Regions from separate parts of the Mus musculus genome. Here regions 1, 2, 4, 5, 6 and 7 are each linked to region 3. A link is a loop called in an ENCODE intact Hi-C map of the cell type or tissue named here. Cell type or tissue: left cerebral cortex. All regions are shown on one strand. Region 1 has its middle 110 kb from the start of 5530401A14Rik. Region 2 overlaps Ccl1 (chemokine (C-C motif) ligand 1). Region 3 has its middle 48 kb from the start of Gm11418. Region 4 holds the start of Gm11419 (a long non-coding RNA gene). Region 5 has its middle 96 kb from the start of 5530401A14Rik. Region 6 has its middle 110 kb from the start of Gm11418. Region 7 holds the start of Ccl1 (chemokine (C-C motif) ligand 1).

Region 1 (4,000 bases), 120 kb after region 3:
TCCTTTCATAAGAGGGAAAGTGTGTGTGGGAGAGAGTAAAGCCCGCCAGAAGTAGGGAGGAACCATGTAGTGTGAGATCAGAGGACACAGCTGGTAGAGGTAGAGGAGGGAGTCTAAAGGGAGTGGAAGAATGAACAAGACCGAAAATGGTCTGATGTGCTCACACACATGTCCTAAACCCAAAGTCCCCAAGAACCTCTTCAGTGATAACTGAGAGTGAAGAACTTAATTCTCTTTATTTCACATCTTCACTGATTCACACTCAGTAAGATGATATTGACGTGACTATGGCATCATTAGGAGCAACTGCCATTTACAGCCTATGCTCAAATAAGGGCATGAACCAACAGAGACTGCATCCTTAGACTTGAGGGATAGATATGTCTCCAACAAGCTCCTCACAGCAAATGCCCTAGAGGAGCCACCTGCTTGGGTAGAAACCCAGGTTCCTCTATTGTTGGTCATATGACCCTGAGGACACGACAAACCTCCCCAGGCCTGAGTTTATTTACCACACAAGTGGGGGTGACTGGAGATAAGACCAGTGACATAGGATTGCTTAGGTTGTCGATACCCACGAAATGCTGATAACAGCTCCCGACATATAGCAAGAGTATTTGTAAATGTTAGTTGTTATTACTCAAACTCCAGGATGGGGTTTAGGAGCTGGAGAGATGGCTCAGTAGTTAAGAGGGCTGGTTATTCTTCCAGAGAACAGAGGCTCGATTCCCAGCCTCTCAAAACTGTCTATAACTCCAATTCCAGGGACACATAACCTTAGTCATGTGGGCAAAACACTCATATACATGAAAGATAAGATAAAATTTTTAGTATGCCATACTGCAGTAGGTGGTGTCAACTATGTACTTGGTGATTAGGATGCAAAATATAACAAGGAGACAGAATATGCTCAGAGAAAGCATATTCTGGTATGATTATAGAGGTACGAAATCAACAACAGATCATATTAATTAAACCACCACTGTAAGCCCAACACTATATACACTGAGTTTAACAAGATGGCTGCTCTTATCAGGATCATGGAGGTTGAGCCACTGACTTGAAATTACACTGACATGAAGCAGTGTTGGCCAGATGCAAATCTAGCCTGTCTGACATGAATGGCTGATTTCTACTATAGATGCCATTTCTACATAGAGAACTTATCCTCCCATTGAACTGACATGACTGTCCTATCCCCAAATTGGCTTTTCTTCCTCACAGAGTCCTCTTTGTTCACCTTCATAAACTTCACTGTGAATTTAATTGTTTTTTTTTAATTGACGTTTTCTTTTCTCAGACCATAAGCTCTATGAGGGCAGGAGATGGGTATGGTCATCACTCCCCAATTAGCAATTGGCAAGTGGCGAGGCACTCAATAAATTTGGAGGTGGGGAGATAATTAGCTCTCTGAACATAAGTAAGAAGGCTGACATCTTCTGGAGCTCCACAGATAATGTATGAAGGTTAGCAAGGGTGAGGGCCAGCATGTCACATGGAGAAGGCTTACCTATGGGAATAGAACGCATCTGGGGAAAACTGCAGAGAGCTGAGGAAGCTGGGGGAAGCTGACCAAGGGAGAACAGGAGTCAGGAACATGGTAGCATCTTTGGTTACAGGGCCAGTCAAACCACCCCAGCCTCTGGGACAGATGCACAGTGAATGCCATAGCCAAAGTTTTAATTTAATTCTCACGTGAGACTGTGTTCTTGTGCAACTTCAAAAAAAGATCCCCGAGGAGACCCTGGAAGGACAATGAAAAAGCAAATTCGTTTTTCTCTATCATCCCAAAGAAAAGGCATTTTGACTAAGGGCCTCTCTTCGCTCTAGAATTGAGTGTATCTATTAGTGGTCAGTTGACCAACCCTTGTGTCCACGTCCAGGGGTGGGTTAGTGAAGCTTACTCTTGTAGTCAGAGAGGACCAGCACTTTCCAGTTCTCACCATTTTAAGGGTTCCATTTTTCTCTTTGTAATCCCAGATGAACCCTGGATTACATATAAAACACTAACCAGAATCTACTTGGGGAAGAAAGGATTTGTTGTGTCCTTACAATTCCCAGGTCACAATCCATCACTGCAGGAACTCAGGGCTGGAATTCAAGGCAGGAACCTAAAGGCAGGAACCTAAAGGCAGGAACCTAAAGGCTGCTTACTAGCTTGCTTGGATTGCTTCCATTTATAACTCAGGGCCATCAGACTAGGCATAGCACTATCTGAGAGACAGGTTCTCTCACATCAATCATCAATCAAGAAAATGCCCCACAGACCAGCCAACCAATGGAAGCATTTCCTTGGTTGAGATCCCTGCCTCCTAGGTTTCTCTAGTCTGTGTCACATCATTAAAGCCTAGGTAGCATAATAATCAAATCAAATACCACCCTCTATAGCACTGCAGCTCCCTCTTAGCAGGTGGGATGAGATTATTATCTGTACTTGAGGTCAGTGTACACTCATGCCAGCTAACATTCACATTTAACAGTGGGGTACCACACCATGCCAATCATTTTCTAAGTTTAAAGTCACAGAGCCTTCCAGTCTAGTGAAATGTCATACAAAAGTGTTGTAAGCAATGCTTGAGCATACTTTTCTCAACTAAAAGCAGGGGCGGGAGATCTGACGTATCCCCCCTTACCCACCCCTGCTTCCCGTTGGATCTCCCTGCTGCATCCTGGGAGTGCTCTGCCTGAAAGCGACAGTCAAGCATTCCTGTTGGAGCAGAAAGAGACCGGTAGCACTTCCTCCATCCCATTCTAATTGATCAATCTTTCCAGAGGCATTTCTGGCTTATCACTTTTCCTAATCAAAGGTTTCTCCCGTAGATTTCTGCCAATTCTCACTATTTCTAAGCTCCTTTATTTGGATGTGTGGGGAGCCAGGGCTGCTTGGCATCTTAAGCATTTTCAGAGGATAGAATGAGAGAAAGTGCAGCATGGTGCCTGGAATGGAATAAACTCTCAATAAATGTTAGTTGTCATTATTTTCTCAGAATGTATTCTGCTTAGGTAATAGGGCAACTTTAGCATATTTAAAAAAAAAAAAAGAAAAATGGCTGAATGGTGAAATGGCTGGGTCTGGCTGGGCAATTCCAACTCTGGGATTGATAAAGTATGATTTTTTTTAAAGCTTTGGTTCTTTTCCACCAAAGGGCTTGTCTCTGTTCTTACCTCCTGCTACTCTGCTTATTGTGGAATCAAAAAGGTGTTATTTCCCCTTTAATTTGTGACAAGTCTCCTGAGTCTCTCTGCCTGACCGGTAAACCTTCCTTTCCAGAAACCTGATGTACCAAATTATACCTATGATACAAAGCTCAAAGGTCAGTTCTTGTTTTTAACCTCTCTCTCTCTCACTCTCTCTCAATCTCTCTCTCTCTCTCCCTCTCTCTCTCTCTCTCTCTCTCTCTCTCTCTCTCTCTCTGTGTGTGTGTGTGGTGTATACTTGTGTGTGTATCTGTGTATCCATGTGTGGCCATACACATATATGAGCATGCCTATGCATACCTATAGCAAGCAAGAGGACAATTTCAGTTGTCGTTTCTCAGAAATACCATCCATTTTCATTTTGATGCAGGGTCTCTCACTGGCCTGGAGTTTGCTCATTAGCTCCAGGGCTCCTCCCATCTCAAGTACTGAGATTACAATTGTGCTCCACCATAAGTGTCCTCTTTGTGTGTGGGTTCTGATGATCAAACTCAGATCTTCATGATCACAAGACAAACACATCGCTGAATGAGCTGTGTTCACAAGCCTCTTCCTTCCTTCTTAGTTATTACTGTGGTTGCTAAATAACTGAATGGAGATTTTTGTCTTATATGGGCCACAGAATGTACACTCAGTCTTATTCCCCACACTTACAATGTTCTTTCTGCCAATAACAATATCAATAAAACCCTGGCATGTATCAGACACACAATAAGAAGTAACTACCACCTTGTGCTGTGATTGTGGATATCAATGCTTTTCATATTTATTGAGCTTCTGTAATTCACCACTCCAGACTATA
Region 2 (4,000 bases), 540 kb after region 3:
GACCCTCTCTCTCCCCCATCAGAGCCTCACGTACTGATAGTCCCCAAACTAGGGAATATGTCTGCCTTGATCAGAGGAGCAGAAACGCATAGACCACGATGTGGCATGTGATGAGTGGTGTGCAAAGCCCCTGCCATCAGAACCTGACCCGATCAGTTCAAGCACTGGACTTTCACACAGAACTGTGCTTGGCAAAAGCCTCCGATGGCTACACAGAAGTGTTTACATCAACGCTGACTGGCTTAGCCTTCTGCCTTCACTGCCCCCTTTCCTTGGGGCTTTGGGCACACTATTGAACCTCTCTATACCTCCATTTTCTCATTCATCAAATAGACATGATGATTAAGACATATGCCTCCTCAGAACCAAATACATAACTAGGGCAAAGCCTTCTTTTATGGTTTTCTTTCTCAGATTGGAGAAAGCAGGCACAAATCAGTCTTTAGCTTGCTGGCTACCTACAGTAAGCTCATGAGACACTGTCCTGTTCTCTATCCCCTCTGGGCACTCATGAGATAATGAGGCATCAGTGGCCTGTGCTGCACAACATGGCTTCCCTCTTGCATTTTCTGGTCTCACTGAACGTGGGGACCTCTACCTTACAATTTGGTCATGACTAAACCTGAGAGAAAATCTTTACACTGTTCCCTGTGTGCACTTCTCCTAGATAAACAGGCCAGCACAGGAAGAGAGAATAAGGTTAACCGAGACAGAATGGTTTGGGGCCTCTAAAGCTCTTTTGTGCTGGCTGTTCAACTACAGCCACCATTGCTACCATTTGTATCCCAGGAGTGACTCAGGCTGAGGAAGCCAGCCCATCTTTCTCCTCCATGACCTCTCTTGCCTTTTGTCCCTCTCTTTTGCCAGGAATTCTTAAGCCAGCGGCCCTACTTCCAAGCCTCTTAGAATAACAAGACTCTCCAGAGCCTTGAACATCTTATTCCACAATTGGTAAGCTGAAGTTGAGTTGGAGACAGAAGGAACTTTCTTGGCCAGCTGCAGGCCTATAGCAAGACTGATACCTAAGCTGCCAGCTGCAAACCTAGAGCCACTTCTGTGATGCACTGCAGATCTAGGGCCATACCAGGCCCTGTCCACTGGCTATGCATTGGTCTCTGCCAGGTGCCAAGGATGTGTCCCCATCACACGACCAAGAGAAAAGTCTGTGATCTCAAGACACATGCCAACAGACCTCGCCACACCTGGGGCCTAGGGCAGAAGTTCCAGACTCATGGATGTTTCAGATGATTCTGTACTGCTATGCCTTACCCTGTGGATGCCCACTGCTATAACCATGTCGAGAAGTTCTTCATGCCCTTAAAGCCTTTTTTGGTGGTCTTGGTTCTGTAGCCAGATCCTAAATATGAGTAATTCCTGCTTTATGTCAGCAGGAAGATAGCTCTTCAGAGCTGAAGAGCTGTCAGCTCAGCAACACCACCTCTTCCCAGGAAACTGTCACACAGATAGTCACATGAGTAGAAAACCACGTGGGTAGAAAAGCCTTACTCACTGTGATGGCTCTTCCTGGTTGTCAACTTGACTACATCTGGAGTGAACTACAGTCCAGAAATGGAGGGCACACATGTGATCCAGATCTTGAGACTGGAAGACATGGGATTCTGACCTGGATCTTGACATGGGGTGACACAAGCTTTTGATCCAGATCTTGAGGTATAGTGGTCATGAAAAACTTAAGCCCAGTCAAGGTAGTATAAACCTCTAATCACAGGAGACTAAGGCAAGCAGACCTGTGAGTTCAAGGCCAGCCCAGGACAGAACAAGTCCCAAATCCAAGCTTGATGGTGCACACCTTGAATCTGGGCCATACCTTCTGCTGGAGGCCTACCTAAGGACAATGGAAGAAGGAAGACTCTTCTTTGCCTGTTTCCACTTACTTGCCAGCACATCTGTTGGAACCTACTTCTTCAGGATCCCAGCTTATACAGAAGACCAGCTGAAACTACTAGGATTGTAGAACTGAGCAACTAGATTCTTGGACTTTCCTCACAGCTGCCCATTGTTTGGTTAGTTAGACTGCAGACTGTAAGCCATTACAATAAATTTCCTTAATATATAGACATTCCATAAGTTCTGTGACTCTAGGGAACCCTTACTAATACACTGTCCTGTGTAAGCTTTGCCTCAGAACATAGATGCCAGATGGCCTGGAGCCTGAGGCTGGGGAGATAATGTCAAAGTCTCCACATTCTTGTAGTACAGAAGTGCCCAGGAGAGGCTTGGCAACTTCCCACAAGTGCCCTGCCCTCTAGTGGCTGCAGTCTCTTCACATCCTGGCATTCATCAGCTACCAGGTAGATTTTTGCTGAGTCACACAGCAGAGAAACAGCTGCCTCTAGAGGTCCCCCTTTCCCACACACCACGTTGGTGAGCCAGGCAGAGAGAAAGAGTGAGTGAACCGGTTCCAGGGGTCTTCTAATTGCAGCTCTCCACCATCAGCAGCATCCAATGCTCTTTAGCCGGTGAGCTCTGTGCCTACCTCAGGCAAAGGTCCCAGACACCGTGCCACACCCGGACCAAAGCCTCACCCTCCAGGACCTTCGCTCTACTGCTCATACTTAGAGCCTGCAAGACTATTCAAGGTAGCAATTTTGCTCTCCTCTCAGCCTTACCATCTACACTCTGGAATAACTTGACTGTTTTTCATACAAAACACATCATGCCTTCGGTGATACTGCATTTGAATTCTCAGTGGTTTGGGTTGTATTTTGAATACTAATAATCTATTTTTATTGTGTCTTTATGGTGCTGGACTTTCAACATTGTGGTTTGTGCATGCTGAACAAATGTTCAGCCATCAAATTGCACCCTCAGCTCCACTGATTTTATTTATTTATTTTTCTTTCATGTGCACTGGTGTTTTGCCTGCATATGCCTGTGTGATGGTGTTGGATCCTCTGGAACTGGAGTTACAGACAGTTGTGAGCTGCCATGTGAATGCTGGGAATCGAACCTGAGTCCTCTGGAAGAGCATGTGGTGCTCTTAACCACTAAACCATCTCTACAAGCCTCCCAGCCCTGATTTTTTTTTTTAAGCAAAGTCTAAAGAAAGTTGGTTCTTGACCACATGAACCCCAGGCCCTGCCTGCCCTTTGTAACCTGAGTAGGTTTCTATCCAGCTTGCAGGGTTGAACTGTGTCCCTGCAGGAAAGGTAGAAGGACACTGTGTCCCAGGGATTGGCCTACATTATGAGGGTGAGATTTCGAAGCAGGCAAATAGGAGGATGGGCACAATAGGAGGACCCCTGGTGGTTTGCAGAAACTGCATTTTCTTCAGGGATAGCTCTTGGCCATTAGAGGGTCAGGAGGGTCGTGGAATATGGAGGAAGGAAAATGATCTTCAGAGTCTAACTGTTGGCTGGCTTGGGCTCTTGTGAGTGCCCAGAACAGTGCCTCTAATGCCTACTTCTCTGGCTTACGATCCTTGCTTCATACCAGGCTTCTGCCATCTGCTACTCCTTTCCCTAGAGCCTCCCACTTATGCCCAAAGGCTCTTTCCTGGGTCTGCTACACACCTCTAAGCCTTTTCATGCCTTCCCCTGGCCTGGCTCTTTGGCCCTAACATTCTGTGTCCTTCTCCAACCCCGATCACTTACTTCATTTATAAAACAAGGTTGGCAACATCTTACAGGCAAATGAACACAAAGATCCCTTCCAGCTAACAATAGGCTAGCATTGCCACTCCCAAGTACTTTGGGCAGGGCAGGCAAGAAGAAGGGCTCTCATCTCAATGTGAACCCTGCTCTGGGACAGTTGGTTATTCTACAGTGGCTCCTTTGGCTACTAAAGACCATTGCACAGCCGGGATCAAAACTTATCCTATACAGTGGTTCCCACAGCACCAGCTCAACTTTCCAGCCCGTGTTCCCACCCCAGTGCCAATCAAGTCTGAATTCTGAAATCGTCATGGAGTCCAAGAAACAGAGGCAGCGGGAGTTGAAGATTCCATATTTTAAACAGATAAAGAACCATAACATAGCTT
Region 3 (4,000 bases):
TCTCTCTCTCACACACACACTCAGGAATGAGACATCCTACAGGGCATGGTCCTTGTCCACAGCTCCTCTGCTGGGGTGGCCACCCTCCCCTGCTTACTGGCTCTTTCAGCATGGGACATGGTGCTGCGTACCTGTAACCCCAGCACTCAGGGGACCAAGACAGGAGTGTCCTAGGATACATGGCAAGATTGTTTCAAGACAACAACAACAACAACCACACATACACACCCTCACAACCACTACCACCAATAACAGCACAACAAACTGTTGGCTGGTGTCTTAGTCAGGGTTTCTATTCCTGCACAAACATCATGACCAAGAAGCAGTTGGGGAGAAAAAGGTTTATTCAGCTTACATTTTCCACATTGCTGTTCATCACCAAAGGAAGTCAGGACTGGAACTCAAGCAGGTCAGGAAGCAGGAGCTGATGCAGAGGCCATGGAGGGATGTTACTTAATGGCTTGTTTCCACTGGCTTGCTCAGCCTGCTTTCTTATAGAACCAAGACTACCAGCCCAGAGATGGTTCCACCCACAAGGGGACCTCCTCCCCTTGATCACTAATTGAGAAAATGCCTTACAGCTGGATCTCATGGAGGCATTTCCTCAACTGAAGCTCCTTTCTCTGTGGTAACTCCAGCTGTGTCAAGTTGACACAAAACTAGCCAGTATAGCTGGTTTATCAGGAGTTGGCCAAAACCTAATTTTCATATCTTAGATTCACTTTTTTTGTTTTTTGTTTTTTTTTTTTGTTTGTTTTTTTTTTTTTTTTTTTTTTTTTTTGAGACAGGGTTTCTCTGTGTAGCCCTGTCTGTCCAGGAACTCACTTTGTAGACCAGGCTGGCCTTGAACTCAGAAATCTGCCTGCCTATGCCTCCCGAGTGCTGGAATTAAAGGCGTGCGCCATCATGCCCGGCTTTAGATTCACATTTTAAAAATAAATAAATAAAAAACCCCTTAAATCCCATTATCCACAGGATGACTTGCCTCAGAAAGATTTTTGACTATTTCTGAAAATCAGATTCACCTCCTGGGGATAAACACGTTTTACCACTGAGGTAATTCAAGATCCTATTTCTTGTCTGCGTGGTTTTCCCGCTCAGCAGACAGCCTGGGATTACAAGACGCATGTGCGAGGCACACGGGTCTGTGGTGAAATTCTGGCCTTTTGCCCTTTCGGCTGTGCTGCACTGGTCAAGGAGCTCAACCTCTCTGAGCCTCCACATCCTCATGTGAGATGGGAAACATGCCCTAAGCTCACAGAGTGAGATCCCGCATGGTATCTAGATGGATGGGAAATGCTGGTGGGATGCTAGCCTCTCTCTTCCTCCATCCTTCTCAGCCCCACTAAACTGGGGCTCTCCCGTAGGATGGATATCTAGGTTGCTCTGACTTACCTCGCTCCTTAAATCATTGTGCTCTTGTTCTTCTTTTCCTTATTCATGTATGGACATTTTAAACTTAGGGCTATGCATTGCTCTCTAGGCCCCAAATTTCTAGTGTGGCACTTAGCACAGAGTAGGTGCCTCAGTACATACATGCGCATGCACACGCGTGTACACGTACACACACACACACACACACACACACACAATGCTTCAGTGAGCCCAAGATGAGTGGACTCCAAACCCCGTCTAACAGCTGTCTGAGGAACAATCTAGCCGTATAGAGGCTATGCAGTAAGAAGCATGCCATTCTCAGGGTAATAAGTAACTACTGGCAGTCATTTTTGTAAACACATTTGGCTTCCCAGGGTGTCTTTGAGCCTCTTATGAATTGTGTTAAGTTCTGATGTTCCTTTAAATAAATAAATAAGTAAGTAAGTAAATAAGTAAATAAATAAATAAATAAATAAATAAATCGCTTCTGCTCAGGCTGCGATTCTGCAGATGTCCTCTAGATGGCGGTGTTCAACACAGAGACTGCCTCTAAGCCGGTGAAAACTCAAAATAAAGGGCGGTGGGATAGAGGGGAATCGCTTTTTATTATCAATGCATTAAGAATGAATTTATCATCCTGGCTCAGCAAATGTCTAGTTATTCGGTAAGAAGCTTTATCCCCAGCTAACGCGCAGCTTAATCAGTTCGCTTAGATACAAAGCCAGCTCAGGCTTTTGTCTCGTGTTCGGAATGAATAACCCTTCCGTGGTGTCTGTGGTCTCAAAGCTTCATACTGACAGGGCAGAGACACTTGGTTTCTCTCCAGGATCCTAGAGCCGAGGCCCTGGGAAGGTGGAGGGGGAAAAGCAGGTGCATCAAGTCCAGCCTCCTGCGGTGACAGATGATCTGTCAAGGTGGCTTATATGGAGTAACAGCATCGTCAGAAAGCAGCTATGAAGTCACCCCTTTCCTGCGCGGCAGGTGCTGCTCATTTGCCTTCATATTCCACTCACTCATCCCACATAGTTCTGTGTGGCCTGAACTCTTATCACCTTGGTATCAAAAGTGAACACTGAGATCTAGGGATGAGTTGCATGCACTACAGAGTGGCTGGTGACGGTTGAGGTGGAGGCTTATGTGAGCCATACATCTGCTTCTTTGGTGGAGGTCTACCAGTAGGCTGACAACATGTGTTCTGACTCTCCCCTAACTCGGGAAATATTGATGTCCATCTTGGTATAGCCAGGATCCCCAGCACACAGAGCAACCAAGGGAATCAGGACAAGTCTCTTGCAAGCCTCCACACTCTTGGGTGAGTGGCAGATGCTGCTGCAGAGAAATGGTAGGTTGTTTTTGATTTTTGTTTTTTTCCTATAAGGTTTAAACCCATTGAGGCCTGAGAACAGATCTATACTCCATCAGTTTCTTGGGTAAGTTATTTTATATTCTGGAGTATTAGTGGATTCCATAAGCAGGTACAGCCGAACTAGTGGAGGCCCAAGGAGACATGAGCTTTCAGGAGTCAGAGAGTCAGAGACAGGTGACAAACTGGTCCTCAAAGCCAAGAATCAAGGGATCCTCTGAGCAGGCCAGAAAAAAAGGCCTGGTAAGCAGAAAGACCTTAACAGTGAGGAATCTTCGCACCAGGTGACCAGAACTTAACGTGTAAAATCTGCCATGCTACTTGGCTTGAGCCAAGTTATTTAACCTCTCTGAGGCTGAGTATAGTCATCTGTGAAATGGGTACTGAGTGCGGGGCTTGGCACGCTCTAGGCATGCAAAGAGAGTAAAGAGGGCGACTACAGAAGTATAGTGGGGAACAAGGTTCCTAAAGAAAATGGAAGCCATTTCAATTAGGTGACTCCTTAATTGTCATAGAAGAGGTCTCAGACACTGGGACATGGGATGACAGGGTGGGAAGGGAAAGAGGGTAGGGAGGGTAGCTGTTTAGCTGAAGGGAGTGGGATGAGGCTCTAGACTCCCTTTGGGCCTAATTAACCGAAGAACTGTGCTAGCATTAAAAAAATGATAAAGATGATAAATGAAGATATGACAGAAAACCACAGCACCCAGGCTTGTGAGGAGGCCCAATAACAGAGTTCAGCCCTGGTTGGCATGGGTTTCAATCACCCTAAGTGACACTGGGGACGTGGTCCTCTCATGTCTTGGCATCCCTCCTGGCCGACAGCTGTGCGTGTTCCCTGTTTTGCCCTCCCTTGCTGTCCAGTCTCGTGCGCCAGCCTAGTGGCCTCCCATGAACTTAGCGCCACACCAGGAATTATCCTCAGATCTTCTCTCTTCTTCACGGCCTGTATCCCATCCAATGGTGGATGTGCCTTCACGGTAAATCTTGACTCTATCCTGTCTCCCCATTGCCTGTCCACTCCAGGCACCTGCCTCTCCCCAGCAGATTCTGGGGAAGCCCTCTTTCAGCTCCAGGCTTCTTAGCCTTCTTTCCACCCCCCCCCCCAAGCAGGACTCTTCCCCGACATCCTGGCTGTACATACTTGGTAGGCTCTTTGCCGACATTTCTTTCCCTCACAATCTGCTCTCACCCTTTTCGTCCACTTAACAAGGTCTTACGCTGAGCAGAGTTTTCAGCCTTGATGAAACTCAATCCATT
Region 4 (4,000 bases), 330 kb after region 3:
ACAAACAGAAGGCCACCAGCACACCACTTCTACTGAAGAGTGAACACAAGAGCAAACTGAAAGCCAAGTACTCACTGTGGTGAAGTCTTGATGCCCACACTCCTGCCCCTTGAACTTGCAGTAGAGCATCATATCCTTCAGGTCATGGCCTACCCGGTGCAGGAACTCCAGCATGCTGAACTGCTTCGGTTTGTAGTGTTTGAAGTTGGCCTTCTGTCGGAGGGCCTCCAGCACGGTGGGGTCCGCCAGATGCGGGTCAGGAATCTGCAAGTTGACATCCAACAGGGCCAGCAACTCCCCAGCGTGGTACAAGTCGTTGGTGGTAAGCCTGGAGAACCGGAAGCCATTGAGGTTGCAGAGGGTCACAGCTGGGAAGACCAGGCTCTGGGCCACCACTTCATCCACCTTGGTAACATGCTGATATGAGAAATAGTAGGATACTCTCTCCGAGCTCTCCACCAGCAGCAGGCCCAGAGATCCCACGAAGGCCACTGCCCAAAGCACACGCCGGATGGTCAGCGGCCCATACACGAAGATGTGGCGGATGCCATGGAGAGTAGAGGTGTTGGCGAAGATCTGGATGCTGGAAGGTTGCAGGCTGCCCTCGCTGGGGCTCTCCTTGAGGTCCATCGGGACCCTGTGCAGTTCTGCAACTGGCTTCAGGTTGATCAGATCTCAGGGAAGAGTTCCCAGTGCTCTGAATTCTGCTTAAACCTTGGCATTCAAGGCAGAGATCGCCAGGCAAGCATCAGGCCAGACACTGGGAGTTTATCCTGAGAGCCTGGCCACACGCTGACAGGGGTGAGTGTTTATATAAAACCCATTCAAACTCTAGCTCCTGATTTTTTCCAGGCGATAAGGAGGGCTGGTTTTATTTAGGGAGACACCAAGGTGATGTGGAAGGGATGTGGGTGGGAAGGGAGCGCTTAGCCAATGGAAATAAAGTCCTCCCCCCTACACACGCCACTAGAGACAAGATTAAAAGCGAGAGCGAGGGAGAAAATGCTTAAAACAAGTCGCTGAGCAGCTCGGATCCTGTTAACCAGCGCATAATGCCCCGTGTTAAGCATGGGGGGATGTCAGCTCAGCCACGCTGATGCAGTGCGGTGGGGCGCCGCGGCGCAGCATCCTAGCAGCCAACACGCTTAGCTTCTTCCCGGGATGTATGGGACCCTGGCCGCTGCTTCTCGCTGCCCGCCTCCATCCTCCCTTTCTCTTCTTTTCCGGCCTCCCTTTAGGGACAGAATTCCAATTGCGGGCTGCGGCTGCTGTTGCCGAGGGAGAGGACGCTGCGCTCCGCCTCCGAGAGAAGCAAGGATGCGGGGGTTTCTGTGGGCTCCTTGCTTCCAGCCTCCGGAGAAAGAGGAAGACCGTTGGGCTCAAAACGAGCCCTTCTCCCTGGCCTGCCTCTGGCAAGGCTGTTAGAAGGAGGAGAGGCTTGTGCAGGGGAGCAGGACCGATAGGGGTTGGGGACATGGAGAAAGTTTTTAGCCTTTTTTAAAAAATCTGCTGGGGGTCTTCTACTCCACGTAATGAGCTACTCCCAGAGGAAGGAGAACTTAACCCCCTATCCCCATGGATGGCAGGAAAGTGGATACTTAACTGCATGTGGCCAGTGAGATGCTGGCAAGGGGTTTTGCACCAATGTGGGCTCCAGGGTCACATCCATGAGGGGTCTCTATGGGAGAGATGATGAAAACGAAGGGAGCAATTTTAAAACCACGGGTCTCCCTCTGCAGGCTAGAGGGGGACACTTCAGAGTAGAGAGAAGCCCTTCTAGAGATAGAAAAATCAGTGTGCCCATAGGAACCCGAGAGAGAGAGAGAGAGAGAGAGAGAGAGAGAGAGAGAGAGAGAGAGAGAGAGCGCAACAAGTATCCCACCCCCACCCCCATATGTCTGCCAGGACTTTTTGTGTTTAACAAAGGAAGACAGCTGGGTGCCCTGTAGGACTGGTTTAATTCCATTCCTTTCAAGGTGTGTGTGTGTGTGTGTGTGTGTGTGTGTGTGTGTGTGTGTGTGTTCTGTCCCAGGATTTGCCAGATGGAATCACAGCTGGAGCTGTAGGTAGGAGAGAGAATGGGCTCTCTCTGTGTCTTCCACCTCCCTCTTCCTGAAAATCCCTTGTAAGTCAGGTCCCTGCTGGCTGATAGGTGTGGCTTGCTTGCCTGCCCCTTGCCAAGGATCAAGTGGCTGGCATCAGGGATAAATTCTCATCATAGTGAAAGGAATTAAAAGTTAGAGTAGCCAACTTGAGCCACTTGGCCAAGCTGGGACAGAGCCACATGGAGGCAAGTGTCTTGGAGAGCGAAGCTGGCATCTTCAGGGGATGCCAGGCTTAAAAAGGTGGAGAAAAGGGTGGCTTGGATCATCCTCTTCTAGGTTGATGGCCATTCTGCAATGATGTTATGACCCATCCAGCCTCCTGCTAAGCCAGATCCACTGAGACAGTTCCCAGAAAGCAGTCCGAGGTGACATGCGTGTGGAGCATGACCTCAGTAGTTTATCAGTCAGGAATGTTAAGACATGACAGAAGGCAAATGACCAAGACTGGATGGGAGGAGCTTTGTGCCTTTGCTAACCCAGAGTCCTGGTCTCAACAGGGCATAGGCTTGTAAACCAGGAGGACCAAAACCAAGTCGCCTCGAGAAGTGAATACTCTTGGTTTTATTGCCATCCAACAGATGAGAAAACTCAGGCCTGCCACAATGAACTGCTGTGTCCTAATCACAGGACCAGTGAAGTGAGAGCTGAGACGTCATCCTGGGTATGTCCACCTCTGAAGCAGGGTTTTAAAAGCAGGCCCAAATTTCCCCATCCCAAATTTAGGAAAGTGTTTCTACCCCCCTGCCCCTGCGCTATGTCTCCATATGTCACACAGAGACCACTTCCTCACATGTATAGATGCCCTGCCTTCTTTCTCTTGGTCAGACGACAACCCTTGTTGCTCTTACAATCTAGGCTTCTCATACGGAAGACTCCCTGATTCTTTTCACCAACCTTTGGCTCATCAGTCTAATTAATAAGCATTAAACTCCCCTTTAACTCTGCTACAGATACTACGTTGGCTTGGGGGAAACAAGGAGAATAAAATTCACATCCCACCATTGATCAACCTCATAGCTCAGGGAAGCGAAGGCTGTGCAGATGCACAGCTCTGTGCAACAGCTCTGATCTCATCAAATCTCATCTGTGTCCAGCTGGATACAATGGCTATAATTCCTGCCACATTCTGCCCCCTCCCCACCAACCATTACCTGTGCTAGGCTCTGTCACCTCCCCTCTTCTTCTCCTGGAGTCAGTTTCTCTCTGTTCAGACACATTTTTTCATGTGTGCAGACCCTACAGTAGATCTCATCACCCCACCCCAATATGTGCCCATTCATGCCTCTTTCACCCCATATCAGATTGGCAGTCACAAGCACGACGGGGCACATGGTGTATACTCATGCAGACCTGGGAGTTTGTGTCCCCCATCTGTTCTGCCTCCTTCTGCTCTGTGACCTTGGAGGAAGTGCCTAATGGGCTCTGAACTTTCATATCCCCTCTTCCACAGTAGTGGAGTTTTGGAATGGCAAAGGAATGAGATAAAGCTATGATGCGTTTATACAAGCTAGACACTTAGCAGTCAGCCACTCTCAGTCAATGCTGGGAGAAGGTGCTTTGTCGATGTTTGCTATTCTCTTTCAGGTGACTGGGGAACCATTTAAAGCTCACCAGGGTCTTATTTGCCTCAGGTACTGCATACCTGGAAGCCAAAGTCAAACATAATGCTGCCTTCTCTTCTGCTTCCTTTGCATGGCCCAAAGATGATCTCAGGGTCTCCTTAACTCTTGCAAACAGGGTAGGCACTATAGGATGGGTGGAAGACCAGAGGATAAAGGTACTTATTGTGGCTTTCATTGCAAGTCATTGGACTCTGTGCTGGGCTTTCTTGTGGATTTGTCATATGTCAAGAGCACCACTGAACCCATTTCACAGAAGAAACTGAGAAGGGCTAC
Region 5 (4,000 bases), 130 kb after region 3:
TCCCTACTTAGTACCCCATATTCATTATGCTTCAACATGTAGTAGCTTTTCCCAGAGATGCTAAGGGAATGCAGGCTGAGAGCATGACATCACAAAGCTCTGAGTTAGAGCCCAGAATCTTCTACCGACTGGCTGCCAAGCTTGGGATAAGTTTTTAAAGTTTTGCAAGTCTCATGTATGAAAACATTTAGAGCAATGTCTCCTTGGATGTGTGGATATGAAGATCAAAATGTGAACAATGCAAGCAGAGATGCTAGCATGACATTTGATATCTACTAAATGATAAAACAAATGACAAAACTATATTGCTCATTGCACTTAGTTTTATTTTTGCAGGAGATGTGTGTGCGTGTGTGTGCATGTGTATGTGTGTGTGTGTGTGTGTGTGTGTGTGTGTGTGCATATGTGTTAAGGAGTTGAGATCAAGTACAGGGATGTCAGTCCAGTCCAGTCCAAGGAACTGTATGAGAAGGGTATATGGAGTGTCCAGGAGCAAGGTAAGTATTCCTTGACAGATGGTGGGGGTAGGATTGGGACAGAGGCATGGAGGGGTGAAAGGGTTTCAGTGGAGAGGGATATCCACAGGCCCTGTGCTGGCTTGATTTGGGAAACACAGAAGTATTTCAGACAGGAAGACTTGCTTTTAATTATCTTAGAGACCATTGTGCAAAATGGGCTATGATGTTTGGATGGGGATTGATTGACACAGTGCCATAGGTCCTGATGGCACGGCATAAATCTCTTACAACATATAGATGGGCAAGATGGATAGCTCAAGCCAGGCTAATTACAGAAGAGTTTCTCCTCAGAGAGATACCATGTGAATATTCTCCAGAGGCTCTGCCTCCCAGATCCCTGAAGTCAGCCTCCCAACCTCTCCTCCCCACTCCCCTCCCCCATCTTAATGTCTTCATTGTCCAAGAGCTGAGAATTAATCACAGAATGGAATTCTGGGATTCCTTGTTGCTGCTGGAGTTCTGCTAATGTTCTGAAGGACAAACTCCTGAGGACCCAAGGCCACTTTGCACCATTTCACAGGTAGGAACACAGAAGCCACCTTGGGCAGAAACTTGAATAATGTGACACAGCAAGGTGCTAATGGACTCTGGCTCACCTGGCTGCCATTCCTGCTGAGAAAGTAAAACTCCATTACAACCCTTTTCTTCTTGCTAGTGCTTGGCTCTCAACACCTAAGCAAACTCTGAGCTTTGATTTCTTGATTTGAAAAGTGACATCTTTTTCGCCCTTCTTCCCTTCCTTCCTTCCTTCCTTCCTTCCTTCCTTCCTTCCTTCATTTGTTCTTCTCCCTCTCCCTCTCCCTCTCCCTCTCCCTCTCCCTCTCCCCCCCCTCTCTCCTTCCTGATTTCAGTACAGAAAATTTTGCATTCTGGAACCTTCTATGGTTTCCAGAAGCCCTACCTATAGCTGGATGACCCAGCCTTGCTTGTTCAGCACCAACACTCATCCTATTAGAAATCCCTCATCTTGCAGAGATCCCGCCCTCATTCTCAGAGGAGAAAAAAGATACACACACACACACACACACACACAAAACACACCACACAACACACAACACACCACAGACAAACACACACACACAATGAGAAATCATTAAAATAGTCCACATTCTACCAAAGGGAGCCATCATAAGCTTTGTATATATAAGAGCAGTTTTATAAATATTACATCATCATACTCATAAAAATAATGCTGTGAGCTAGAGGTGAATACATATGTGGAAATGGACACTTGACCTTAGTAACTACATTTCCTTAAATCCACACAAAGGGTTAAAGATAAAACTCAGCCCTGGAATTCCATTGCTCATGCATTCTCTTTAATACACTGATACCTCACAAAGAATAATCAGAGTTTGGATATGGCACAGCCAGGAAGAGCCCTCTTCTCATGCAGGTGGCTCCCAAGCTCCTGAGATGATGACATGGCTTCTGCCCAGGCAGCTTGCTCAGTATCCATGGCTAGGCTATACAGACCATGCAGCAAAGGTACCTCCAGTCCATTTGGTCCAGCTACCAGGCCCTGCCTGGACCTCAGAGCACTATTGATTGGTTCTAAAGACTGACAACATCTGGGGAAGGTCTTCTTGCTACAGCACTCCATGGGGAAAGACAGAAAGGTAAGAACAGGCCCTTGATTGAGGGGATTAACTCTCTTCCAAGGAACCTCCATGAGTCCTTCTCGTGATAACAATGATGGCATTAATCCCTGCCCTCTGCTCCACTGGTTTCCTTACTCCCTCATTAGGCTCCGTTTCCCTGCTGTTGTTGCTAAATCCCATTGTTTAGGGAACATATTCAAAGATTCAAAGTTTCCAGACAGAGACATCTACTGGCAGGAGATGGAAAAAGGTGGTACCTCTGATGCTGGCCAGAGCTCTGTGCCAAGAAAGAAAATGGAACCCATTTCTCTCCAAACTTCAGACCCCCTGGCAGATGACAGGCTGACATACGAGGGCTGTGCCTGCAAATATTTCCAGTTTCCAAGGCTGACTGGTCCATCTATCTACAGACCACATTTCTGTGAAACGTATATACTAGGGCAGTTAGAAAAGGCCTTATTCATCACCTCTTCTGTGGTTCGTTTTATGGTTGGGGGAATGGAGGGCAGGGGTTGTACTGAATAATACCTCAAGGTCACACAGGTGACTAAGGAAGAGGTTTGGGTAAGCCCCCAACCTCAGCCTCACAGCACTCTGTAAACGTGCATTGCCCGCTGCTCCGCACAGCTGGGCTAGAAAGTTACTCATGGAAGAAGGAATTCCCTCTTCCATCTTTCTCGTTTCCACAGTAAGAAGCGGTTGGGCTTGGAGCCCATGCACCCCTGGCTAGCATTAGTTGGAAAGGGAAATCTGGAAACATTTTACTTGGTGCATTCCAAACAGACCTAAGAACACTCTTGGGGCCAACAGGGGGGTGTGAGGTAGGACAGAGAAAAGGCAGGATCCAGAGTGTTGCTGTGATTAAAAAAAAAAAAAAAACAATTGACCAAAGCAACTTGAAGAAGGGTTTATTCTGGCTCATGACCTGAGGGTACACGGGAACAGAGGTAGAGGCAGCTGGTCACATTGTATGCACAGTTATAAAGCAGAAGAAGGCAAGTGTGGCTGCCTAGACCCTTTTCTTCCTTCCTTCCTTCCTTCCTTCCTTCCTTCCTTCCTTCCTTCCTTCCTCTCTCTCTTTCTCTCTCTCTCTCTCTCTCTCTCTCTCTCTCTCTCTCTCTCTCTCTCCCTCTTTCTTCATCTGAGCCCTTGGGACAGTGCTATCCACTCTTAGGGTGGGTCTTCCTATTTCGATCTATTCTGGAAAATCCCTTACATAAAAGCCTTGAGATTTGTAGCCAACTTGACAGTCCAGATATATCATCAAAAGAAGAGAAAAGGTGAACTGTCTCTGACTCATCAGCCTGGGTGAAGACAGGAGATCTAAAGTCTTTCTTCTTCATCAATCTGTCTTCCATCCTATGTACCCCATCTAGCCCCTATATGGCAGGAGACTAGAAGAAAGAGCCCATGACCTTTATGCCATGGGTTAATACAGGGTGACCTTGAACAGACCTGACTCTTGCTTCTCAACCTCTGGCATCCCTTTACTAAGCCACTGAAGTCGTAAGTAACAGGTCACATCAGAGGGCTTACAAGATCTGTATCGCAGGGCCTGGACTAGACAAAGAAATGTCACTTGATATGACTATGGGTGAAGACACTGGGACATGTGCCTGCTAAGCTGCTGTAAGAAGAGTAGCTGATGTGCCCCACTTGTGCATCTGGGCAACTCACATAGCAACAGCACCATGTGCCCATGGCCTTTAGTGTGCGTGCTTGCCCTGTATTAGTCTAAGTCCCCTTTTCCTGGGAAAATTTTGGGTTCCCTTTTTACCTGAGAGAATTTTCTACAGCCCCTGGCATATACGTATATAAAATAGGCACACAAATCAAACATTTACTATATTAAATCATATGGAAATAAATTTGAGGAGCTGG
Region 6 (4,000 bases), 64 kb after region 3:
ATAACAATTGACCCTCAGCTCTGTAAGCCACCAAAGGGAGAGACAGATAACCTGATCTCACTGAAGGAATTATCTAGATATCAAAGAAAGGCATTATGCTATTATTTGTGTTTGATGACTATATCAGATTTTAAGTAACTGAGATTTATTTGCTATTTGCCACTGTGCTAGATATTTTCATAACAGAATTTCATAAATTATTTTATCCTTTCGAGTAATTTCAAAATTCCTATCTTTTAGCAATATTGTTTCACAGGTTAGGAAACAGGTGCGTGTGGATGGTAAATAACTGGGCTAAAGCCATGTGGTTTCCATGCAGTGAACCTGTGACTCAGATGCATACTAAACTCTAAAGTCTAAATTTTTAATAACTTTAAAACACAAATAGGGCATGGGAGAACCTAGAGTTAGGAGATGAAGGGATTCAGCCTTAGGATACATGTCTTAAAAGTCAAGTAAGTGCGATGTCACTGGTATTCAGTTGTCTCATTTGAATGACACCCAGTTATCTTTACTGATGTTCAGCTAGCTTTCATCTTAGCCAACAGTGAGATCATTTTTCCTCTCCTGGAAACATCTCTTCAAATTTATCATTTGTGCCAGGATGGAAACAGATGACACCCTATCATTTTGCTTCACAACTAAAACTACCAGAATGTGTACGCTTGGTTGAGTGAAGCATACAGCTGTAGTGTGGCATTGAGCTTCAAGATATGCAGTAGATATGGGAAAATGAGCCCTGAATGAATGAGATAATATAAATATAGTCTGTGGGAAGAACAGAGCATTAGGCAGCACACAGTAGGTCTGCCAGCAAAGCACTATATGACTCAGAGTGTTTAGTCTTAGTTTTCTAAGCTGAGAAATGTTATTGATGTCCTCCAGAGTCCTTACAGAATAAAGGGGAGGTCAGACATTAAGTGCCTGTGACTCTGCGTCCTTCATTTCTGCTCTGCAATCTATACATACGATTCAGATGGCCTCATATACCTGGCATATAAAGTAAAACTAGGTAGATATTTCTTCAGTTGTTGTGACAAAGAGTTGGTAACTCTGATGAACTGTCCGTGGCTATCTGAATAACAAATCTGGCCATATCTGAGTGGTATCTCATCAGCTCATTGCCTCAAGCCATGCCTGATCTCCTCCAAGTTCTTGTGAGCTGGAATCAACTTCTTCCTTGTGGACTTTCTTGTCTTTTGGAGTGGGAGAACTCAAGAGAAGTCACACAGAGATCAACTGTCAATATGGTTTTCTGCATGACAGATATGCTGTCTAAGACCCCTAAAGCAGGCATGTTTAAAGGGAGAGAACCCTGGAGAGAGAGACAAAATCACTAAGTGGAGATGAACACACAATACCCTTCATCCACACCCTGTCTCAGGGAGCATGAGCTTTTCAGAAACTGTCTCCTCTGTGACATCTTTTGCAGGCCAGACAGGGTGTAGACTCTGGGAGCCAACTCTCCCCAGGTGCAATCTACAGGAGAAAACCAACATGGTAACAGGCAATACTAGTCTTAGGCCCAGTCCCTGAGCTCCATTAAAACACAAGTCCAGGTCCACCAGTGGTCACTGTCCACTAGCTCCACCTCCTGGTTCTGCTAGGGATGAACAGGGTGAGCTATCTTCCCTTTCCAGGGTATGGTACCTCATTAATAGCTCTGATTGCCAAGCCCTTGGCAGTTTGTTTAGTTCTGTTGAATCTCACTCATGTACAAAGTGTGGGAGGGGAAAGGATGAATGAGCTTGTTCTAAATTCGGCAGGTAAACTAAAGATGTGTACCATGCCACTCCACCATAATGAATATTTTTCCGTCAGCTTAACTGGCATTTCCAATCCGACTCCCTTCAGTGTGGGGTGTTTGCTGTTAAACACACATGTGTGTCGCCCACACACAGTAACACTGAGGATTCTTTGCACATCCCACACCTGTGAGCAGACAGATTGCTGGTGGCAACCTCTTGCATCCACAGCTACTTTCCTAGGACCTGGTTCTCCAGAGCAAAGGCCGGAGAATGAGGGCAGCACAGTTGTTCAATCCTAAGGGTATTATCTCTTCCCAGTTTGCAGTTTTCATCTCAGGTGAGTCTACAAATCTTTCTATGGGTCTCAGCAAAGTTGGGCTTCTCCCGGGAAAGCCATCAAGGTGCATCCAGATCCAGGCATCTGAAGGACTTAAAACATCCCCAGTGCCCAATCTGCATCTTCTCCCAGAGACAGAGACCCCTGGGAAACATCTAATAGAGCAAATGAGACAGTGTCTATTAGCTTCGGGTTCTCTCATTGCCAGGCATTCTGGAAATATTCACATGCTGTCCCTGAGCCTCGGTCTTTTCATCTACAAAATGGGGAGAGCAACTGTGCCTCCTCTGCCTACCTCAGCACTGCAGCCTGCTCCCCGCTTCAAGGCTATACCATTCTAGTAAAAGAAAGGTAGGTCTTACAGACATCCTTACTACTCCACCCTGACTAAACTCTATTTCCTGCTCTGTTCCTACATCTTTGTGCTCACTGCTAGTTACATATTAATCCTGTTCCTTGGGAGCAGTCTTCCCTCTATGATTGGCAGTATCTAGCACATCACCGTGCCCTAAGCTTGCAGGGGTAGGTGAGAGCCTGTTTACATTCATATCACTCACACTCCTTGAGCATTTCCGTGTACCAGAGAGGACACTTGGGTGTCCCTGGTATCAAAGGCAGCCCTAGGGGATGAGGCAAAAGAGCAGATGACAAGGCCCTGGTACATGTTCTCACTCTGCAAAGCATGGGGAACAGTGTCCAGTGTCAGGGATCCTGGGGAGGCTTCACAGAGGAAGGAGGCACAGCAGGCATTGGAGGGAAAGGGGAGTGTGGTGGTGGTGGTGAACGTGGGAAGCTTGTCCGACAGGAGAACTTGTAAATACAAAAGTATGGGAGAAAACAGGAGCTTGGTTTGCTACAGGCACCATGTGAGGCATATGCACAGGAAGCATACTTGGAGAGGCAGAGACTTGCTTGGCATCTCCTGCCCAATGGACTGCAGTGGGCAGGTCAGCATCCCTAGGTACTGACTTCAGAACCCTGTCCAATGGACTGCAGTGGGAAGGTCAGCATCCCTAGGGTCTGACTTCAGAACCCTGGTTCTTTCCACTTGGGTGGGCAGCAGTGCTCTCGGACAAATTGCTGCACTGAAGCAGAAGCCATGCGACCGTGGCCAGAAATCTATTCAGCTGGAGAAGGGATTCACTTAGGGCCTGGGGGCCCTTCTGAAAGACAATCAGGTGCACCTTACGGGAAGGAACAGAGTCCCAGGAAGTCTTGAGGGTTGTCATCCCTCACCAAGTCACTAACAGTGATTCTGCCTACATGGTGAGTAGGCTTATGGGAAAGAGGCTTCCCTTCCCCTCTCACAGGCTAAACTGCCGAGGCTCCCTCCCTCCTCCCTCCCCCTCCCCTCCCCCCTCTCTTTCTCCAATCTCTTAAGGCTAAACACTACTCAGGAGAGGTGGGGCTGTCAGTTGAGGTGAGGGAGGAAGTATGACCCAGAAGCTACAGAGAAGGGGTTTGGAAACACTGTCCCCTCCCTACTTCAAGTGAGCCTAGCTTTAGGGGCTCTGACACTCTTGGGGCACTCTGATCCTTTTATCTGGATATTTACAGAACAGTCTGTGGAGCTGATTTGACTTGTGATATTATAAAAGAGCAGAAATTATACTGTCAGCATTTCAGATCCCAAGCAACTCCTAACTGTTGGCTCCCCAAGGCATTCCTGGCAGCAGCTGGCAGGTGAGAGTGAGAAACTGGAGGAGGTGCTAGATGGCAGAGAGACTCCAGACCAGAGCACACACAGTAGCAGACCAGACCCTCAGTTCTCAGGGGCTCCTCTGAGCAAAGTCAGAAAACCTAGGAAGGGGAAGTGAAAGAGAAAAGCAACATGGATGGATATCTTCTATTCCATATTACCTATTCCATCCTGTGACAGGGGCACATTGGCCTGATTCTACAGCTAAGGAAACGG
Region 7 (4,000 bases), 550 kb after region 3:
AGAACTCTCTCCTGCCTCACCCTGTACTGAGCTTTTATCAGAAGGCCCGGGGTGCTTTCCCAGACCATGGAGAAGAGGTGGGAGTCCCAGGGAAAAGGAACTCATACCCAATGGCCACATGGAAAACTCCTTTTCTCACCTCTCCTGGGAGGAGGGGGGCGTATTCGAGGTATGTTTGGGTGCCTAGTGGCCTTGGGAACTTCCCCAAGTGCAGAAGCAGATACCAATCTTTACGTTCTTGACAAAATACGTGGGAGCTGTCCTGGCTGAGTGGAAAGTCAAAAAAGGTGAGAGAGAGAGAGGAAGTGGCCCGTACACAGCTTGTCTAACCCACATCATTCCATTCAAAGCAGCTACAGGCCTTGGAGAAGGACAGAGCAGAGAAGGTACAATCTGCATCAAATGGAGCTTGTGTCTGGGTTCTGGCTCTGCCAATCAGCCATTGCACAAACTTCTCTAAGCTGCACATCCCTACAAAATGGAACTAGTAACACATCTCAAATCCGGGTGGTAAGAATGAAATGCAGAGCTGGGGAGATGGCTCAGTCAGCAAAGTACCTGCTACACAAGTGTGAGGACCAGAGTTTGATTCCCAGAACCCGCATACAGAGCAGGGGTAGTGGAATGATCTTGTAACCCCAGAGCTGGAGAGGCTGACCGGCTGATCCCTGGAGCTGCCTGGTTTGCCCGCTGAGCCTAGTTGGAGACCTCCAGGCCAGGGAGAGAACTTATCTCAAAAAGCAAAGTCGTTCACATGCACATAGACACATGTATGCACACCTACATACATGTACACACACACACACACACACATACACACACATACCACAGGTTGATCCTGTCTGTCTAACGTTTGGCCAACACATTTGCTATTAGTTTTATTTCTTTGTTCCCCAGCCCTTTCACAGCTTACTCTGATCCAGACCCTTGCTTGGTTACCCTTGGGACAATTGCCAATGGGGGCAAAGCCTGACCTGAGCCATCTTGCTTCAACCTATAGACAAGCCATGGAGAGCCATCCAACACAACAACGGCTCATTCAAGACAGATCTGTCATGTGGGGGGCACAGGAGAATGTTGGGGACACCCAGGGACTTCAGAGGACCCTTTCCAGACAGTGTTCTATAAGTACCATGTCCTGCAGGCTGCTGTGAAGACAGCACGTCAGGCAGGGGAAGGAGTCTGGAAAAGCCAAGTACAGAGGAACACCCTTCACTCAGCATCATGGAGAAAGCTAGAGCATGGGATGTAGATGCAGATGGGGTTGTGCAGCCAGATAAAAACAGTATATGCAGTGGGCAGTACTTGGGATAAGCAGCTCATAGGAGGCCCTCAAGAAAAAGCAGCTAAGCTTTCTGGCATTGGCATCATGGGGCCTATACACAGTGGGTTGGCTATGCTAACCTATGTTGACCTTAGCCTGTGCAACTGAAAAACCTTCAGTGTTTGTTGCCAACTGAGTGTAACTACTAGATAGTTAGAACTCTTCCCAAATAGTCAAGCTTCAGTCATCCATTTTGCTCTCCTATATCCACCATCTCATCCTTACTGTAACATCGACCTGACCACCTTCCCAGCCAACTCCCTCTGTGCCCAATCTGCTCATTTCAAACACCCTTCCTCCAATAAAAGTCATTTGCCAACCCCTGCGGGCAAATCTCAGCCTCCTTTAAGCCCCTGTGCCTGGATGGCAATCGGAAGTCCTTGTCTTCCCGCATCTCTCCACTGAGGCTCGCTCCGTGCTACCGTGGCATGTCTGAGCTGAATGAGCTTTTCAAGACCTTTGGCAGTGATGACTCTTGGCACTCCTGAGGGAGCTTTGTCGAAACTGGGAATATCTTGGCTCCATTTCAGAGTCAGAATCAAAACTCAAGTGCCTGTACTTGTGAGGAGAAAACTCCAGGCAATTGTCAAAGCACCAAGAGATAAAATCTCCACAGTATGGAGGGTGGGAGGGTGACTTTCACGAGGAGGGAAGTCTTGGGCTTGATGCTATATTGAGAATGGGGGTGGCATAGGAGGCAGAGACTCGAGCCCTGGGTATCTAAGAATAAGATCAGCTCATGATCTTTACACAGCTGGACCCATGCCAGTCAGACCCCTACTGCTTCCTGCCACCCACAAAGTCATTAAAATTACTACCCCATTGCTGCCTCTCTATGTCCTTGTCTTTGGAGGCTGATGTGTTCTGGTCCTTTACCCCCGGGGTCTTGGGAAAGGGGAGATGTGAGTATATAAAAACTGGCCAAATGCAAGTATAGACCCTTTAGACTCGGGCAGTGAAGAAGGGGCCACATAGCTGCCCTGGAAATTTCTGGTTCTTCCCCTGTTCTGGGAGCTGTCCCTCAACAACTAGCTCCCCATCTTCCCCCTCACTGTGACCACAGTATTTCCCAAACAGAAAAGAGGAACTCATTAGTACTTTGTTATGCCTTACCTTCCTGGGCTCTCTCAGCACCTGGAAAGAAGTGACCAAAAGTAGGATTTATCATCCAGCAACTTCATATTACACATGGGTACCCCAACATGGCTGTCGAGGCCCAGGGACTAGGACCATGTGATAGGTCAATAAAGCCTCTGTGGAAATGAGCAAGCAGAAATGATCGTGGATTGGCAAACAAGAGGTGACCTCGGGATACGCACTGTTATCATTCACACAAGCAAGCCTTCTTTCTGTGGCGTGTAGTTAGGAGCCCTTGTCACTCATCTTTCATTTTCTAGGGACCACTGAATGAGGACGGGGATCAGGTGGCTGGCAGCCAGGGTGGAGTCATCCTAAGATGCTGTCCAGAGGCATTCAGCCCAGCCCTGTCTACCACCTGCTACTGAGTTACAGGTCAGGTGGTCCTTCCATAGCAGGCCACGGCCAGCCCCTTGGCATGTGTTGAGCATGGCAGAGCTGCAGAGATGACTTGATCCATCTCCAGAGTGAAATTCTCTATGTATTCCTTCAGGGAGAGGAAGAGGAACAGTGACTAGAGCCAGACATAGACACATCAGATCCTAGTTCTACCGCTTCATCCTGGACAGGTAATACAGGCTTTCTGAGCTGTGTTTCCTCTTGGACCAAGCACAACTCTCTTTAGTACTGTCAAAATAAACTTCCTAAGCCTTAGCCTAATTGTGGGTTGTTGGGAGGGCTCCCTGTGATAGGAGCTGGCTTGAGAGGAAAGGAAAGAATCTCCAGGAGAAGTACTAGGGGGAACCAAGTGAATCTCAGGGGGACTCCCAGATTATGCAGAGGTAGATCTTGGGGAGTGGTTTAAATATAGGACGGGCTCCAGAAGAGACGGTGTCCTGGTGGGGAGGGCTGCAGAAGTCACTGGATCCACCCCTAAAACTGGGTCCCCTTTGCTCCAGATCTGGGACTGCTCTGAGAGGTCCACGGGTGACACCAAGATGTGTCACTGTCTCCCAAACAGGGCTCTACTACCCAGTCTCTTTTGCTACTAGCCTGGTCTACAGACACCCAGGTGTCCTTAATGATGTGTCTTTAACGATGTGGTCACAGTGTCCTTCTGGGTCCTTGATATCTGCCCCAGACACAGTTGCCTGAGGTAAGCCTATGTCTATTCACAGTAAAGATGCCCAGCACCCACACACCACAGAATCCTGAGCCCTGAGCCCTGGCTTCTTTACTTCCTGTTCCTGTGGTTTTTTAGCTGCTTTGTTCTTTTACAGGAGACTTTCCTGTCTACTGCTTAGTTACAGCACAAAGGACACGGAAGTGTCTCTCACTACAATAGAAGCAGGCAGAGGTTGTCACAATAGTGACCATCACTGGTTCTTTCAAGTGCTTCTGAGCCTGAAAGGCCAGCCCGCTGTGCTCAGGGTGAAAGTACAAATGTCTTGGCCGCACTTACAAAGTGTGAAGTGACGGCCCTGCTCACTGAAGTCCTTCTCTTCAGATGTCAGGCCTTCTGCTTCTCCTGCTCAGAACCTTCCCCTGGCTTCACATGACCAACTCTGCACAGGCTGTGCCACCCCGAGCTCCTGGAGA

Evidence for each region. A loop is a pair of places that touch in the nucleus more often than their neighbours do. Peaks named below come from ENCODE experiments on the same cell type or tissue, not always from the same donor. Only the 100,000 strongest peaks of a DNase experiment are listed, where the experiment ranks them.
Region 1: a loop joins it to region 3, with 2.1 times the contacts of the local background. A loop is called at or near these places in 10 of 42 quality-filtered maps.
Region 2: it touches region 3 in a loop (10-fold over the local background); 18 of 42 quality-filtered maps call a loop at or near these places.
Region 4: it touches region 3 in a loop (4-fold over the local background); 15 of 42 quality-filtered maps call a loop at or near these places.
Region 5: it touches region 3 in a loop (15-fold over the local background); 10 of 42 quality-filtered maps call a loop at or near these places.
Region 6: it touches region 3 in a loop (2.4-fold over the local background); 2 of 42 quality-filtered maps call a loop at or near these places.
Region 7: it touches region 3 in a loop (6-fold over the local background); 17 of 42 quality-filtered maps call a loop at or near these places.

What each region holds. Positions count from the first base shown.
Region 1 is chr11:81,753,081-81,757,080 of GRCm38, forward strand. It overlaps a transcript of Asic2 not described here. Among named protein-coding and RNA genes, the nearest start is that of 5530401A14Rik, 110 kb to the right of the region's middle. In left cerebral cortex, no CTCF peak of the experiment used is centred here; no DNase peak of the experiment used is centred here.
Region 2 is chr11:82,172,703-82,176,702 of GRCm38, forward strand. Ccl1 (chemokine (C-C motif) ligand 1) reads right to left here. Exons shown (of 3, transcript NM_011329.3): 3 at 3,964-4,000. Among named protein-coding and RNA genes, the nearest start is that of Ccl1, 5.1 kb to the right of the region's middle. In left cerebral cortex, a CTCF peak has its summit at 2,295 (motif pointing left); a DNase peak (open chromatin) is centred at 2,288.
Region 3 is chr11:81,632,998-81,636,997 of GRCm38, forward strand. It overlaps a transcript of Asic2 not described here. Among named protein-coding and RNA genes, the nearest start is that of Gm11418, 48 kb to the left of the region's middle. In left cerebral cortex, a CTCF peak has its summit at 1,898 (motif pointing right); DNase peaks (open chromatin) are centred at 1,962 and 2,318; H3K4me3 peaks cover 425 bases; H3K27ac peaks cover 205 bases.
Region 4 is chr11:81,967,555-81,971,554 of GRCm38, forward strand. Gm11419 (a long non-coding RNA gene) reads left to right here and starts at 671. Exons shown (of 6, transcript XR_003949730.1): 1 at 671-801; 2 at 1,239-4,000. It also overlaps a transcript of Asic2 not described here. In left cerebral cortex, a CTCF peak has its summit at 1,716 (motif pointing left); DNase peaks (open chromatin) are centred at 188, 971 and 2,100; H3K4me3 peaks cover 2,037 bases; H3K27ac peaks cover 1,705 bases.
Region 5 is chr11:81,762,669-81,766,668 of GRCm38, forward strand. It overlaps a transcript of Asic2 not described here. Among named protein-coding and RNA genes, the nearest start is that of 5530401A14Rik, 96 kb to the right of the region's middle. In left cerebral cortex, a CTCF peak has its summit at 2,341 (motif pointing left); a DNase peak (open chromatin) is centred at 2,367.
Region 6 is chr11:81,696,618-81,700,617 of GRCm38, forward strand. It overlaps a transcript of Asic2 not described here. Among named protein-coding and RNA genes, the nearest start is that of Gm11418, 110 kb to the left of the region's middle. In left cerebral cortex, a CTCF peak has its summit at 1,609 (motif pointing left); DNase peaks (open chromatin) are centred at 629 and 1,857.
Region 7 is chr11:82,179,804-82,183,803 of GRCm38, forward strand. Ccl1 (chemokine (C-C motif) ligand 1) reads right to left here and starts at 9. Exons shown (of 3, transcript NM_011329.3): 1 at 1-9. In left cerebral cortex, no CTCF peak of the experiment used is centred here; a DNase peak (open chromatin) is centred at 1,940.